2 separate regions of the Homo sapiens genome follow, and region 1 is linked to region 2. The links are chromatin loops, found by intact Hi-C in ENCODE. Cell type or tissue: heart left ventricle. All regions are shown on one strand.

The links. Peaks named below come from ENCODE experiments on the same cell type or tissue, not always from the same donor. Only the 100,000 strongest peaks of a DNase experiment are listed, where the experiment ranks them.
Region 1: a loop joins it to region 2, with 11 times the contacts of the local background. A loop is called at or near these places in 9 of 110 quality-filtered maps.

Annotation. Positions count from the first base shown.
Region 1 is chr5:2,204,905-2,212,904 of GRCh38, reverse strand. No RefSeq gene overlaps it. Among named protein-coding and RNA genes, the nearest start is that of CTD-2194D22.4, 320 kb to the right of the region's middle. RefSeq lists enhancers at 1-632, 4,639-8,000. In heart left ventricle, a CTCF peak has its summit at 4,772 (motif pointing left); a DNase peak (open chromatin) is centred at 4,745; H3K27me3 peaks cover 2,760 bases.
Region 2 is chr5:3,598,166-3,606,165 of GRCh38, reverse strand. It overlaps IRX1 (iroquois homeobox 1), which reads right to left. Exons shown (of 4, transcript NM_024337.4): 2 at 5,906-6,941; 3 at 5,485-5,557; 4 at 4,763-5,183. The coding sequence ends at 5,126. It overlaps LOC107986399 (a long non-coding RNA gene), which reads right to left and starts at 606. Exons shown (of 2, transcript XR_001742554.2): 1 at 1-606. RefSeq lists enhancers at 4,823-5,483, 6,147-6,808, 6,809-7,471. In heart left ventricle, a CTCF peak has its summit at 3,064; DNase peaks (open chromatin) are centred at 3,092, 5,469 and 6,435; H3K4me3 peaks cover 416 bases; H3K27me3 peaks cover 8,000 bases.

The sequences.
Region 1 (8,000 bases), 1.4 Mb after region 2:
CTCGCTGGGGGCTGGACACCTGGCCTCTCTCTGCCCATCCTCCAGCCTCTCTGCCTCCTCTCTGGGGGGCTGGACACCTGGCCTCTCTCTGCCCATCCTCTGGCCTCTCTGCCTCCTCATGGGGGGGATGGACTCCAGGCCCCTCTCTGCCCACCCTCTGGCCTCTCTGCCTCCTCTCTGGGGGGCTGGGCACCTGGGCCCTCTCTGCACACCCTCCAGCCTCTCCACCTCCTCACTGGCTAGACCTGACCAGAAACCAGAGGACCAGAAGGGCGGTTGGAGCAGCCTCTTTAGGTACCTGGTGGACAAGGGGCAGCATGAAGAGGCAGAGGCCGCCCTGGACAGGTGGGTGACAAGAGCCAGTCCTGAGGAAGGCTTTCTCTCTCACGACCAGAGACAGACATTGAGCACCCATAACAATACCCATACAGGAACTATATCCATATAGGAATGATACTCCTACAGAAACTATATCCAAGTAGGACTGATATCCACCTCCTCACTGGGGGCCTTACCTGAACTAACAAGGCAGTTCAATGTGCTGACAGCAGTCTTTGAAAGTCTGTTTAAAGGCTTTATAATCATCCAAAGTATTTTTTAAGTGTGACCAACCCAAGGAAACGTAGTGTGAAGCAGGAAGAACCAGCCACATGTAAATAGCACTGCAACTCCACTGTGAGGAACCGGCAGTGACAATGGGCTCTCAGGAGACCTAAGTCCAGAGTTCTTTCCGTGAAACCTTCTGTGTGCCCACTGGAAATTATTTGTGCCTCAGTTTCATAAAACTCCACAGAAAAGAGCAGTCTCAATCCCTTTCTTAAAACAGTTCTTTAGTAACAAATATTATTTTATTGGAATGTGCTCGCTTTAAATCACTCGGCAAACATTAGCTACAGTTATAAAAGCCCTAACAGATTCGTTTGATAATACTGGAGTGAAGGGTTTTATCTCAAGGACATTTTTTGTTCCAAATTCTGAAACCGCATTATTTCAATAACAACATTAAGTTTTTGAGGCTGTACCGCTAGTCAGACATGTCTCTGGGAGCTCAAATGCCTAGAAGTGTCTAAAATGACTTTAACATAAAGAGATCACGATATAGACTAATAAAACTTAAAGTATAATTTTAAAAAAAAACCTGTTTGCCAAGCTTTCAACTTACAAATCTATAAAAGGTGAACAACAGCAATATCTTGTGACCTTAAAAATAAAATAATTTTCAGAGAGCTTTCATCACAATAAAATAAAGGTGTGAAAGCAAATTCTAATGTATATTTTACCCTATTACATAAAACAATTTCACAATTGTTAAATTATGAAATTTTAAAATAGAACTTAAATACTGTAACTTTTTAAAATTTTCTGTAACAAGCTTTATTATTTATAATGAGACAATCATTTTTCCTAAAAGTAAAAACTAAACATTTTTAAACATAAAAGTACAAGACTAACAAATAGATTCCACGGACTAATGACAGAGAGTTCCTTTCCTGTGTGACAGGGTTCCTGTATGGATACAGTTCCTGTATGGGTATAGTTCCTGTGTGGGTACAGTTCCTGTGTGGGTACAGTTCCTGTATGGATATAGTTCCTGTATGGATATAGTTCCTGTATGGATATAGTTCCTGCATGGATACAGTTCCTGTGTGGATATAGTTCCTGTGTGGGTATAGTTCCTGTGTGGATATAGTTCCTGTGTGGATATAGTTCCTGTATGGATATAGTTCCTGTATAGATATAGTTCCTGCATGGATATAGTTACTGTGTGGGTACCGTTCCTATATGGATATAGTTCCTACATGGGATCATTCCTATATCAATATAGTTCCTGTATGGGTATAATTCCTATATGGATATAGTTCCTGTATTGCAATCATTCCTATATGGATATAGTCCCTCTGTGGGTATCATTCCTATATGGATATAGTTCCTTTATGAGCATCGTTCCTATATGGATATAGTTCCTGTATGGATATCGTTCTTCTATAAATATAGCTCCTATATGGGTATCAGTCCTACTGGGATATAGTTCCTCTAGGGGTATCATTCCTATATGGATACATTCCTATATGGGTATTGTATCATTCCTATATGGATACAGTTCCTGTATGGGTATCGGTCCTATATGGATATAGTTCTCGTATGGGTATTGTTCCTCTGTAGATACAGTTCCTGTATGGGTCTCATTGCTATATGGATATAGTTCTTGTATGCATATCATTCCTACATAAATACAGTTTCTGTATGGATATTGTTCCTATATGGGTATAGTTCCTGTATGAGTATTGTTCTTGTATAGGGATATAGTTCCTGTGTGGGTATAGTTCCTGTATGGATATAGTTCCTGTATGGGTATCATCCTGTATGGATACAGTTCCTGTATGGGTAGCGTTCCTACATGAGTATAGTTCCTCTATGGGTATCATTGCTGTATGGATGTAGTTCCTATATGGGTATCATTCCTATATGGATATAGTTCCTATCTGGGTATCGTTTCTATATGGATATAGTTCCTGTATGGGTATCATCCTGTATAAATAGAGTTCTTCTAAGGGTATAGTTCCTGTATAGATACAATTTCTGTATAGGTATCATTCCTATATGGATACAGTTCCTGTATGGGTATCGTTGCTATATGGATAGTTTCTTTTATAGGTATCATTCCTATATAGATATAGTTTCTGTATGGGTATCATACCTATATGGACATAGTTCCTGTATGGGTATCGTTGCTATATGGACGTAGTGGCTGTATGGATATAGTTCCTGTATGGCTATTGTTCCTACATGGATACAGTTTCTGTATAAGTATCATTCCTATATGGATATAGTTTCTGTATAGGCATCATTCCTATATAAATATAGTTTCTGTATGGTTATCGTTGCTATATGGACATAGTGCCTGTATGGGTATCGTTCCTATGTGGATACAATTTTTGTATGGGTATCATTTGTATATGGGTACAGTTCCTTTATGGGTATCATTCCTATATGGATATAGTTTCTGTGTGGTTATCACTCCTATATGGATATAGTTCCTGTATGGGTATTGTTCCTATATGGATATAGTTCTTATATGTATATCGTTCCTGTATGGATATCGTTGTTATATGGATATAGTTCTTTATGGGTATCATTCCTATATGGATATAATTTCTGTAAGGGTATTATTCCTGTATGGGGATATAGTTCCCCTAAGGGTATAGTTCTGTGTAGATGTAATTCTTGTATGGGTATCATCCTGTATGGATATAGTTCCTGTATGGGTATTATCCCTATATAGATATAGTTCTTCTGTGGATATCATTCCTATATGTATATAGTTCCTGTATGGATATTGTTCCCATATCGATATAGTTCCTGTATAGGGATATACTTCCTGTATGGGTATCGTTCCTATATGGATATAGTTCCTGTATGGGTATCTTTCTTATATGGATATAGTTTCTCTATGGGTATTGTTCCTATATGGATATAGTTTATGCATGGGTATCATTCCTATATGGCTACAGTTCCTGTATGAATATCATTCCTATAAGGATATAGTTCCTCTATGGGTATTGTTCCTATATCGATATGGTTCCTGGACAGGTATCGTTCCTATATGAATATAGTTCCTATATGGATATAGATTTTGTATGGCTATCGTTTCTGTATGGGATATAGTTTCTCTAGGGGTATCGTTCCTGTATGGATACAGTTCCTGTATGGGTATTGTTCCTATATGAATATAGCTTCTGTTTGGGTATCATTCCTATATGGACATAGTTTCTGTATAGGTTTCATTCCTATATGGATACAGTTCTTGTATGGGTATCATTCCTATATGGATACAGTTCTTGTATGGGTATCATTCCTATATGGATACAGTTCCTGTATAGGTTTCATTCCTATATGGATACAGTTCTTGTATGGGTACCATTCCTATATGGACATAGTTCCTGTATAGGTTTCATTCCTATATGGATACAGTTCTTGTATGGGTATCGTTCCTATATGGATACAGTTCCTGTATAGGTTTCATTCCTATATGGATACAGTTCTTGTATGGGTATCGTTCCTATATGGATACAGTTCCTGTATAGGTTTCATTCCTATATGGATAGAGTTCTTGTATGGGTATCATTCCTATATGGATACAGTTCCTTTACAGATATTGTTCCTATATGTATATAGCTCCTGTGTTGGCATCATACCTATATGGATACAGTTCCTGTATGGGTATCATTCCTATATGGATATTGTTCCTGTATGAGTATCGTTTCTGTATGGATATAGTTCCTCTATGGGTATCTTTCCTATATGGTTATTGTTCCTATATGGCTGTATTTCTTAGATGGGTATCATTTCCATATGGACATAGTAGTTCCTATATGGATATATTTCCTATATGAGTATAGTTCCAACGTGGATATAGTAGTTCCTGTATGGACTTAGTTTCTGTATGAGTGCAGTTCCTTTTTATTGGTGTTGAATGTAACTTTACCAAGCAGGTAAAAATTTAAATACAATACCCAACAAATTTCCGTTTCTCTTTCCACTGACAGCATCGCTGCTGTCACTTTGTAGCTTTCCTGATCAGGAACTCCATGAGAGAATCCCTGATTCTCTGGCTCCTGGGGGCAGCCCACCCTCCCCTCTGCGTGAGAAAGAGCTGAAGCGGCCTTCCCGCTTGCCCCGTCCGGCGGGTTAGCAGACCTGGGATGCTGCCGGCCGGGGAGGACGGTGGCCGGATCCAGGACCCTGTGTGAAACAGGGACATCTGCTGGCTGGGCCGGGAGCAGGCCTTGCTGTCGGGTGTCATGCCAAGGATGAATTCAGAGTCCCCAGGCTGTTCTTAGGCTCTGAAAGGGAGTGGGGAGAGGAGCTTCACACACAGGTGCAGATGTCAATCCTGGAGCATGCACTTCTCCAGAGCTGTGCTGGGGCCTCCGGGCCTCCAGCCGCCCATCCACAGGGACCCAGGCTCTAGCAGCCCCAAGTTCACTCTGGAAAGAAGGGCCATGTCCAAAGACCCAAGTTACACCTCCTCCCCTGTGTGTGTGCACCTGTCACATTTAATCGGTGGACTGAGGATAAAGTAGAGGCGCTGGCCAGCGAAGTGTCTGTGGAACTGTTCTGTGACTGGAAAGCCGGCTTGGGTTCTTGCCTCTGCAGGAAAGGTGACCAGCAGCATGTGGTGGGCACAGCTGAGATCCGCCCTAGTTTTGCAGATGCCGCTCTCTTCCCTGGTCCTTCCTCACTCTACTTTGCGTGGTGTTTACTAGAGTGGAGCAGCGTGGCCTTCTCAACTGGCATGGCTGCTCTCAGACATAGTTCCGTGATCTCAACTGGTGTGGCTGCTCTCAGACGTCGCTCCGTGATTGTGAGCCACAATGGCAGCTGCAGAAGCAAAGGTGCTCAGGGACTGTGCTGGGGCTGGAAGACAGTCTCCCGTATCCCTTTGCTCACTTGCTTCTTTGTGACTTTGAGTGAGCTTTACTCTTAAGATGGTGCCAGCACAGGCGGTGAGGTGCAGACCCAGGAGCCACCGCTCTTCCCAAGCCTTGTGGGTCTCCACCAGCTGAGTCGCTGGTGCTCTCTGGGTGCCTAAGCCATATCTGTAAATGATGAGATGGGATTATGTACCTGCTCTCAGCTCTGGGGGCTTTTCACAGGGAACTTTGCAAGCCCGGTTCAGGTGCTCTCTCAGTGGAAGGTGTCCCAGAAGGGAGATGGTCGCTCTGCTCTCTGTAAGAAACTGAATCATATTTAGAGGCTCATCCTCATTTCCCCAATACAACACGCAGCTTCAGCCAAGGACTTCAGGCACCACGCAGAACTCCTGATCATCAGAGCGGACGCCCATCCATAAACAGGGTTCTTGCTGGTGTCCTCCATGACTTAACGTCTGCACCGGCTAGGCCCGACCTTTAAACACTGTGATGGTCGGGACCCAGGCCTCCGCCTCTTGGCAGGGTGAGGACGGGGCAGGGGCCGCAGGCTCAGGTCTAATTGTTGAAATGTGTTCTTGAACAATGGCTCCCAGGGAAAATTTAAAAAAAAAAAAAAAAAAAAAAAAAACCCACAGAGGTGCCGAGTTGTGAAAGAAGGCTGTTTGGGGCCTGGTTTCCTGAATAGACTTGTTAAATACCATGGCTGATGTATGCCGACGGAGGGAGGCCCGGCCAGCTGAGCGGCCCCTCTGACGGAGCAGGCCCGGCCTTCCAAGCTCCTTTGGAGGTAGGCGTGAAAGCCAAACTGCACTCTCCCCTATATTTTTTTTTCCGTTTCTGCCATGCAAAGATAATCAGGTTTATGTAAAGTCTGTGTGCTCTTTTGACAGCCCATGGTATCTCATTAATTCAATCACACCAAACACCATTGTTCCCAAAGTGTTTGAAATGCGGATAGGGACGGAGGCTTTTCTAATCCTGTCAATCATTGTTAACATTTTCTTGCAGTTGCCATGGCTGGGGCCGGAGTTCATGAAAACACAGAGTGAGACCCAACAAAACACGAATAAAGACTTATTTGAGATACTCTTTTTAAAGGCCATCTACCATGCACGGAACATGGGAAGTGAATGTAGACAAGTTTGGACACTATGCGCGCGGAGAGGAAAGAGCGTAAGGAAGAATTTGAAAATCAAATAGGCCTATAAAAACTTGACCCAAGAGTCTCTGGGAAAAACCCGCTGAATTGCTCCCTGGTAGAACAATGCTCTTTCTTTCGTGCGTTCTTCAGGGGGACAATGGCTCATATATTATAACACATGCCGCTGGGGTCTTTACACCGTTGTAAGCCAGCTCAGACCCACAGAATGCTGATCGCGGACAACAAGAGATTGCGCGCCGGTAATGCGCTCTTTTTCTGGCTGCACTAAAAACAAGCACTGGGAAAATTATTCATGCATAGAGGCCAACAAAGCCGAGATGGAGATTTGCGATGTCACACAGCGCGATCATGTGACACACTTAAAAAAAAGGACAACAGGCATTCGCCCTGAGACGTTGTTAAATTCCCATTTCATCTGCATGAATGTGCCCGCGGCCAAGTCGCCACGTACTTGTGGTGGCTGTGGCTGATCTGGGGACGCCACACGGATTAATGGGGCCGCAGTGTGTACAGGGGCAAAACCGGACGGCAGTGGCAGAATTTCCCAACTTCTGAGGTTCCTCAGGATGACTCTGAGGATTCCTCCAAGGCCTCCGTTCTCCTCTCGTTGGAGAACAGTCATGGCTGTGGACACGCAGCCGACTCTGGTGCTCGGCTCGGCAGAGACGACGGGGCCAGCACCAGGGGCTCCTCTGCTGGTCTCACGTTTCCATTTGGTGAAAAGGGGCACAGTTTTGGGAGGCATGTTGATTTCTAACTTGGTTTGCATTGCTCTTTTTATTGTTATCTCATTTTTCTTTCTTTCAGGGGTGCTAACAAGCCCCAAAGAAGGGCAGCCTCTTCTGACCAGCTGCTGGTGAAGCCCAGCGTGGCCTCTGCACATGCGTTACCTCCCATTGATGCCCCGGCACGGCGTCTCACCTCCCCTCCGTGCCCGGGCGCGGCGTCTCACCTCCCCTCCATGCCCTGGCGTGACATCTTACCTCCTCTCCATGCCCCAGAACCAGAGCAGTGCTCCAGGGTTCATGATTTAAGCTCAGCATCTTCTACTCAAAACGTCAAAGGAAACCCAACCCAGCCATTTCTCATCATCCCCATGGCCAAGGCCCCGTGATGGGCAGCGCCTCCCACACTTGCATGAGGCACCCTACTCCCCCGGCCTCCCTGCTCCATCCGGGCCTGGCCCGTACAGCCCATTCTCAACCCTTCCCAGTAAGTCAGGGCTCCTTCCTTGGGGCCCAAGACCTCCAGGGTCCTTGGATGGCTTAGGGTCAGAAACCGGGGTCCCGCCCAAGCCCCAGCCCCACCCCCACTTCCCTGGCATCACAGTCTACAGCCTCCCTCCCTCCTTCTACCCAGGCCCACAGGGTTGCCAGTCCCTGGGACATACTTCCCCAGATAAC
Region 2 (8,000 bases):
AAACTTATTAAAAATTTTGTTTTACCACTCCATTGGTATGAAGATGAATATATTGATAGACATTAACACATTTTCTTCGACCCAAAAATTACCGGGTATTTTTATACGAAAAAAATTAAACCATTTTCCTGGGCCCCTCAAAATACTCGGGGCCCCCAGGCCCAGGGCTCGCAGTGCTGAAGTCACCGGGCCGGGACCGCCTTGGCATCTGGCCCCGTCCGCGCTCGCCCTAAGAGGTCCATTTTCAGACGTCATTCTGGGGCGAGGGAAGGGGATCCGCGTCCAGCCGCCAGTCACCGGGTACAAAAGGCGGCCAGCAGCCCCCGTGGGATGACCTTGGCAGGCCTCTCAGCTCAGGAGTCATAATTGGAGTCGCTGGCTTTGTGGGGAGTGCCGGAGAAGACCTGGAAAGCATGGCCTCTCCCTGGAGCCGCTCCTATTGCTCTGGGGTTGTCCATGCGCCAGGGTCGGCGGCCAAGTCACAGAAAAAGTCTCCGGGTGGGAGAGGCGGCTGGGTGCCCTGAGTGGGGAGCTCTCCTTCCACACATCTACGCATTCCCCACGCTCGCTGGCTCAAGGGACACCTAAAGGTGGGTGGGCTTCTTAATTCCCCCAGAATGCGCCCCCTCCACTGTTTGCCCTGTCTCCCGGCCCCCAACTTGGACTTACGGCCCCAGGGCCACCCCACATTCCCTCCCCACCTGGTGCCACATGCTGACTTCGGGGCCAGTGAGATGGCAGGGCCCTCTGTGGGGACAGAGAAGTCACCAGGCATTGGGAGCACGCTCAGTGTGTGGCTCCCCAAAGCCTCCCTTTCCTTTCTGGAGGGCTCAGAGCCTGGCTGACTCCTATGGCAGTGCTGGGTCCTGTGGTGTGGCCCGCGTTGCAGAGGCAGTGGCCACTGACCACTGGAGGTTCCTCTGGCCTTGCAAGTTCTTTCCACAAGGGCACCACGAAGCTCCGCTCCTCCGTGGGGCCAATGCTCCCCCAGCCTTGCAGGCGACCCTCCCCAGGCTCTGCTACCTTCCCTTTTTTTTTGACCTCCAACTTGCAGTCCCCACCAACAAACAGGGCCCTGTCATTTTGAGAAGTGCATTCAGTGGTCCACTCTTCCCAAGTCGAAGTCCACAAACCCCATCTCCACTTGGAATCCCCAACCCCACCCTAGACCTTGCCTCTGTGAGAGGAGGCACCAGCGACCCACTGGCATCATGGTTGGGTTGGGCAGGGGAGGGTGGAATTAGGATTCCCCTCTCAGGCAAGAGATTCAAAAGCAGAGAGGACAGGGCCTGCCTGAATCCTCCATGTTGAAAAGCCAAAGGCCAGTGCCTGTCCCAGGTACCCCTGGGTGCTGTGACCCACCGTGTCCTCTCTCCTTTCTGCCTCCCTCCCTCACTCCAGCTTCCTTGCTCTCTGGCAGAGTCCCATCTACAAGGACGACTGAAACTTTATAGGGCATGATTCATCGGTGGCGCACCCCTTGGAGCCGAGGCGCGTATTACATTAATCAGTGTCAGACCACTAAAACCAAGATATGAATATGAATTCCCCATATTGCAGGCGAGATAAATGTGCTGGTGAATGAAATTGATCAGAGGGCGGTGGGCAGGATGGTGGGAGCAGGGAGATTTCAGAGACTCCAGCTCAACCTTTGGGCTGGGGCTGCCAGGGCTGTAACACAGAACGCGGGAGCCCGGGACCAGATTTGTGTCTTGTTCCCCCCCCCACACACACACACCCCTCCAGAAAAAGCCCAGTATAACCAGAAAAGGGAACTTTTCTATAGGAAACCCATTTCTGATGACAAGAAATGTCTGGAAATTGGTCCTGTGGACAATCTCCCCTTAGTCTGTTCAGGGACTGTCTCCTCCCTGCTGGCCACAGAGCAGCTGCCACCTCTGAAACCATCCTGGGCACTGCTGAGGTAGGGAAGCCCCTTTCCTCAGGCAGAAAGCTCCTCCAGAACTAACAGGGCTTTGTTTTTAGAAGCAAAGGATATTTGTGGATTTTCTATGTCCACTCCAGATTTTTCAGGAGCTGAAGCACCAGGCACGTGGGGTGTTCCCATGGGAGCCTGCACACCTAGATGGCTCCCGTGGCCAGAAAGATGTAAACAAATAGTGCCCAAAGGACAAAAATGCCTTCAGTGCTCCATCACAAATTCATTTTAGCTTTTCACTGGAGAAAAATAATTCTGAGGCTGGCGATCTGATTTCCTTGTATGGAAAACCTAGCTCTCAGGAAGGTGCACAGACCTTTCATGACTCTAGGCCACGCAGCTCAGTAGCCAGGACTCCCAAGGATGAGCACGTGCTGGCCGAGCCACCTCAGCAGCAGTTCTTGTGGGGGTGGGGGGGGTTCCCAAATGTCTTGCATTGACAAAAAAATCAGGAAAGGGTGGAAATAGGGGTGTGCAAAGCAGCAGGCGCCAGCACAGACCATCCAATTTGATTCAGGGAAATAAAGAGCTGAGCTTGCCCAGGGGCAGAGAACTCTACCTGGCCCACCTGAATCCAACCTGCTGTTTCCAGCGTCACCCAGAAGGCATCTCCCAGCACACTGGTTGCTGGAGCAGCATGTCTCTGTGGCTGGGAACACAATTCCTCACCAGAGGCGAAGGGCGTAGCTGGTCAAGTCTCTCTAGAGACACGATTTGGCTAAGGACACAAGATCCATTTGGGCCCAGCAGTCAAAGTAGGCTCTAGGGCCCCATTGCAGAACCTCTGGAATGATGAGCCCAGGGCTCTGATGATCCATGAAGGACTAGGGCCGAGGGCAGATGAGAAACACCTCTCTGATTTAGCAAGGAAGGCACTGGACAGTAAGAGCACCCCACGTAGAGCCCAGTGCCCACTCCCTCCAAATGCCAGTAGCCTAACCTGCAGGCCCGGCACTCCCCCAAAACACACAAAAAGAACCAGTGGGTGCAGCCTTGGAACACAAATTGGTTCCCATCACTACAAATGCAGGCTCGTGCCCACGGAGCCCCAAGGCCCAGCGCCCCCAGAGTTGCCCCCACACCCCAGGAGCGAGATGGGCGCTGCTCAAGGCCGCATTCCGCTTTCGGACCATAGAGGGCGCCTGGAGCACGTCCATTCCGACTGCGGAGCTGCTCCCCGGGGCCCGGCCCGAGTCCGTCCGCCCGCGGTCCACTCCACTCCGCTCCGGCCCGGCTCCTCCCTGCCTCATCCCACCCCGCCCACTCCCCGCTCCCCGACGCGCCCCCGGTGTCCTCGGCCCACTTGCCCTACGCGGCGCCCTTCGAGCCTCCTCTTCGCCGCTTTTCCTCCCGCCTCGGGGCAGGGAGAGGACCTTCCCCTCTACAGGGACCAGGAACGGGGTGGAGGGCTGTAGAAGGATGCGGGCGTCGGGAGCGGGTAGGAGCCGTGGACTGGCACCTCCTAGTCCTAACGCGAGCCTCCCTCTTTCCTGGAACCTCTGAAAAGACACCAGCGCCCCGACTTTCCCCCTCGCTTCGGCCATGCACGGAGTCCCCACGCGCAGCACTGGCGCCAGTGGGTCTCGAGCAAGCCGGGAAGGGCGGGTCACAGGCTGGGGGTGCGAGCGGAGGACGGCCGCTCTGACCTCGGGACTCGGCTCTGACTTCGGGACTCGGCCCTGTCCCCACTAGACCGTTTTTCCCGGCAGCCCACATCCTCGCTGGCAGTTTTGGAAATGTTTGCTGGCTCAGTTTTCACGCATTCAACGCTGAGTCGCCTGCGCCCTGAAGGCCCCGCGCCGGGTCCGCAAAGCCTCCTGAAGGTGCCTGCTGCGGCGCGTGGCGCGCGTCCCGCTCCGAACCCACTGATGCTGATGTCCCGGATCCGCAGCGATGTCCAGGCTCCTAGGCCTTTCCCCACTCGCGCGCGCCCGAGGCCAGCCCCGCTGCGAGTGTTTCCCAACATCGCTGCTCCCAGCTGCCTCCCCGCTGCCCGGCCGCGGCCATCTAAGGGCAATTTGCTCTGGACTCCCGCGGTGCGCGCGCCTGAGGGCAAAGGACGCAGTCCGTGGAGCCCAAGTGTAAAGGGGCTTCCCTGGGAGACCAAAGCCACCTCCTCTTTCTCGCTTCCCACCACAGCCTCAGCCCCTCGTTCACACCTCACACCGCAGAGAAGCCCCGCACCGCATCCCGGCTGGCCCATCTGTGGAGTTTTAAAGAGCCTTCCAATTTCTTCCCGTGTTTGATTTAACCGAATCACTAAAAATACATGCAAAGCGATACTCCATTATTTTCACACTCAACTCAGAAAACGACCAGGCGCCACGATGCGCCGTTGAGACAACTAGTTGTAAACTGGTTTCTAATCCGAAGTTCTCCTCTGGGGTCGCAATAAAAATTCTTTTTCCTCTGTTTTTACCGACGTTATAAAATCGTTTTGTAAAACTGCCTCAAATTGAACTTATTTATGTCCTGAGAAAATTATGTCTCAGAAAAATGTTCGTGAAAGCAATTGAACTGCCAGCAAGAAACTGCCACAGTGACAATATTTAAAAATTCAACAACAACCACAAACAACGAAGAGATGTTTAAAGCACCTGCGTCTTGGGTGGCAACAGTCTCTAAAGGCCCCCATTGAGAAGCCCATCTCCCCCAGCCACAGACCCTTGGGTCCCACCCAGGGTTCCAGGATCCCTGTATCCCCCACTTCTCTCTCTCTGTCTCTGTTTCTGCCACACAGACACTCACACACACACATTCACACACAAACACACACTCACACACACGCTGGACAGGCACACAGCAGCAGGAGCGGGGAGGGGGTGTCATTTCATTTAGTTTATTAGACAAAAATATATGATTTAGACAAGTTCGCTGACGCGCTATTTACAATCTGAAACCACTCTATATACAGAAAAGGGGGGAAAGAGACACAAGCACGTGGGGGCATTTACCGAACCCGATAATCGCAGCCACTGGAGCCGCCGGCAGAGGCCTGGCCACCTGGACGCGAGCTCGGGACCGAAGAAGCCCCTTTCTGCAGAAAGCGACGGATGCGAGTCCTTGACGTCGTTGTCATATTTGTCCTTTACACCAGTCTGAAATATTTGTCTTAATTCCTCCCACATTCCCTCCCTCCCCAACTCCTCCCCCCTCCCCCCCGCAAAAGTAAAAGAAGACCCTTAATCAGGCGGACGGGAGGGCTGCTAGGATCCGCGGCGTTCCCTCCTGCGGGGCCAGAGAGCTGCATGGGAAACACAGCGAGACAAGAAGACAGGGGCACTGTGAGTGGGGGACGCAGCGCCGGGCGACGCCGGTTCCAGTAGCGGAGCCCTGGGGGCGGGGTCGACAGCCAGCGCGGCTCCCGGCTGGGGAGAAACTCCAGTCTCCTCGGCTCGCCCGGCGCCCAGGGCTGGCGGGGAGCGCTCCTTCAACTAGGACTGCGCGACCCCCACCGCCACCCAGCCAGCTCCGCCCGGGTCCCGACCACTCCTCCTCCCCCCTCCCCACCGCCTTCTCCCATAGCAAAAGCAAACAGCACTCACTTGTCGCGTACCGGCTGGAAGGGCGACTTTAACTGCTGTGCCGGCGAATCTGGCCTGGGGACGAGGTCTCTCTCTGCGAGAGATCGGAAGAGGCAGAGTTAGGACGGAGAGACGGGCGGGAGAGGTCCCAGGCCTCCTTCCCACCAACTTCTGCCGGCTGCCCAGGCAGATTCGCCGAAAAACGTCACCCCTCACCCCACCACCACCCCGTAGCAGGCCCGCCGGTAGGGCAAAGCTCTCTTGGGAGAGCCCTAGGGCCTTGTCTGGCTTTCTAAATTGAAGCAGGGATTAAGCGCAGCCCCAGGGCTCAGCGGCCACTGCCTGGTACCCTCCCGGCTCATGCTGCACCCCACGCTACCACACCTAGCCAGGCCTCTGCATTCCCAGCTAGGGGACAGGTGGACGCGGCCTGGAGCTGTACCTGGGAGCGTGGGGCTGCTGCGGACCGAGGCCTTGTCTCCATTGAGTGCCCCCGGGGCAATAGCGACCGGCGGCTGCGGTGGTGGAGGTGCAGGAAGGTGAGGGCCATGGGGCGCGGCGTGGGGAGCGCCAACGCCCAGGAAGGAGCGCATGTTGAGCAGGGAGCCCTGTGCGAGGAATGCGCTGTTGGTCCAGTTGGAGAACTTGCCGATGTGGCAGGTGTACAGTCCGTGGCTAGGCAGGAAGGCGGGGTGTTGCAGCGGCGCCCCGGCGGAGGGCCCGTGCGCGCCGGGGTGGCCCGCGGGTGGTGGTGGCGAAGCCTTGGGCGCACCGTCGGGGCTCGTGGCTGTCTCCGCCAGCGACCAGATCTTGGGCTTGCCGTGCGGCGCACCCTGCAGGCCGCCCGCTGCAGCGCCGGGGCTCAGCAGGCGCGTGCTGCCCGGCTCTGGGGCCTCCTTTGCCAGGCCCAAGGGCGAGTCCTGGGGCTTGAGAACGTCGGCTGCTGCCAGCGGCGAGCCTTGGTCCCGGGCAAGAGCAGAAGGGGCTGCGGGCGCGTGCGGAGCCTCGGCCTTGTCCTCGTCATCCTCGTTGCTCTGGTCGCCATCGTGCTCGTCGATCTTGTCAATGTCGATGCTTTCCAGGTCGATCTCCTCGTCGTCCTCGGCCTTCTCCGGGTCGCCCTCGGTGTCGCTGCCGAAGAGCGCTCCATCTTCCTGGTCCTTGCTGCGCGCTCCCCATGTCACCTTGTTCTCCTTCTTGAGGCGCCGGCGCGCGTTGGCGAACCAGGTGGAGACCTGCGTGAGGGTCATCTTGGTGATGATGGCCAGCATGATCTTCTCGCCCTTGGTGGGGTAGGGATTCTTGCGGTGCTCGTTGAGCCAGGCCTTGAGCGTGCTGGTGCTCTCGCGGGTGGCGTTCTTGGGCCGCCCGGGGTCCCCGTATTGGAACTGGCCGTAGGGGTAATAAGCCGGCGCCGTGTGGGCTGCGAAGGTGGCGGGGTGCACCCCAGGGTTGTCCTTCAGTTCATACTGCGAGCCCTGAAGCCACAGGGCAGATCCATCGAGGAGAGAGAGGAGGGAAGTGGAGAGAGAAAGGGAGAGAGAGAGAGAGACATGAGTCCCCAAGACGGGAGAGTGGGAAGCAGCCGCTTCAATGGACTCGAGGGCCTCCCAGGCGCTTTGCGGGGCTCTCCTGTGCTGGGCAGATCAGGAAGTCACCCCCAGTTCACTGCTGGGGAGAAGGGGAGCCAGGACCATGAGCTGACTTCAGGAACTGCCCTTTCACCGACAGTGGAGATCGTTTTTGCCACTCTAGAAAAGTTCCACAAACAGTGCACTCTCCAGAAGAGCACAACAGAGGCCGCGGCCCCTGCAAGTTCCCTAGGCGACCCCTGTCCCCACCACCAACCGCTGGAGAAACCTGCATTTCCAAGTTTATCTTTCACTAGCTAGAGGGAAAAACCTTTCAACTGAGCTGATAAAGCCATTTCTCCAAACGTAAAGGGCCCAGAGCCCAAGCCTCCTCTCTGCCACCCAGAGGGGGCTCAATCAAAATAAACCATCCCGGGTTTTCTACCGGTCTAAATCCGCCAGCAATTTAAAACGAAAGCACAGTCCTTTGCCTTCCAAATTAATCTGCATATAATGGTTTACCCACATTAAAAGGTCTTTAGAGGTGACAGGTAATTTAAAATTTTAATCCCGGCCATCATCGACAACAATAACAAAAACACCATTTTTTTTTTTAATACAAAAGGAAGGCTTAGCCTGTAAAATATTAACGCAAGGGCTGGGAGCCACCGGCGGCCAGGAGGGGAACCGGTTCAGTATCCTAGGCCTCTTCTCAGTTACTTCATCTCTTAAGTTTGACTTTGATCTGGAGGGAGCAAACACTAGCTGTTTGCAGGCATTTAGAGGCGCTGATTTATTTGCAATCGATATTCTTTTTATAATCAGTAGTAAAACACAGCAAGTCAAATTATCCCATCAGGTTTTTTGGTAAATAACATTTTATCTTTCTAACAACCTCATTAGGCCTCATTATTACCATAAATTGCGCAGACAGACATTCAAATACAATTTTATCTTTTGACTTCC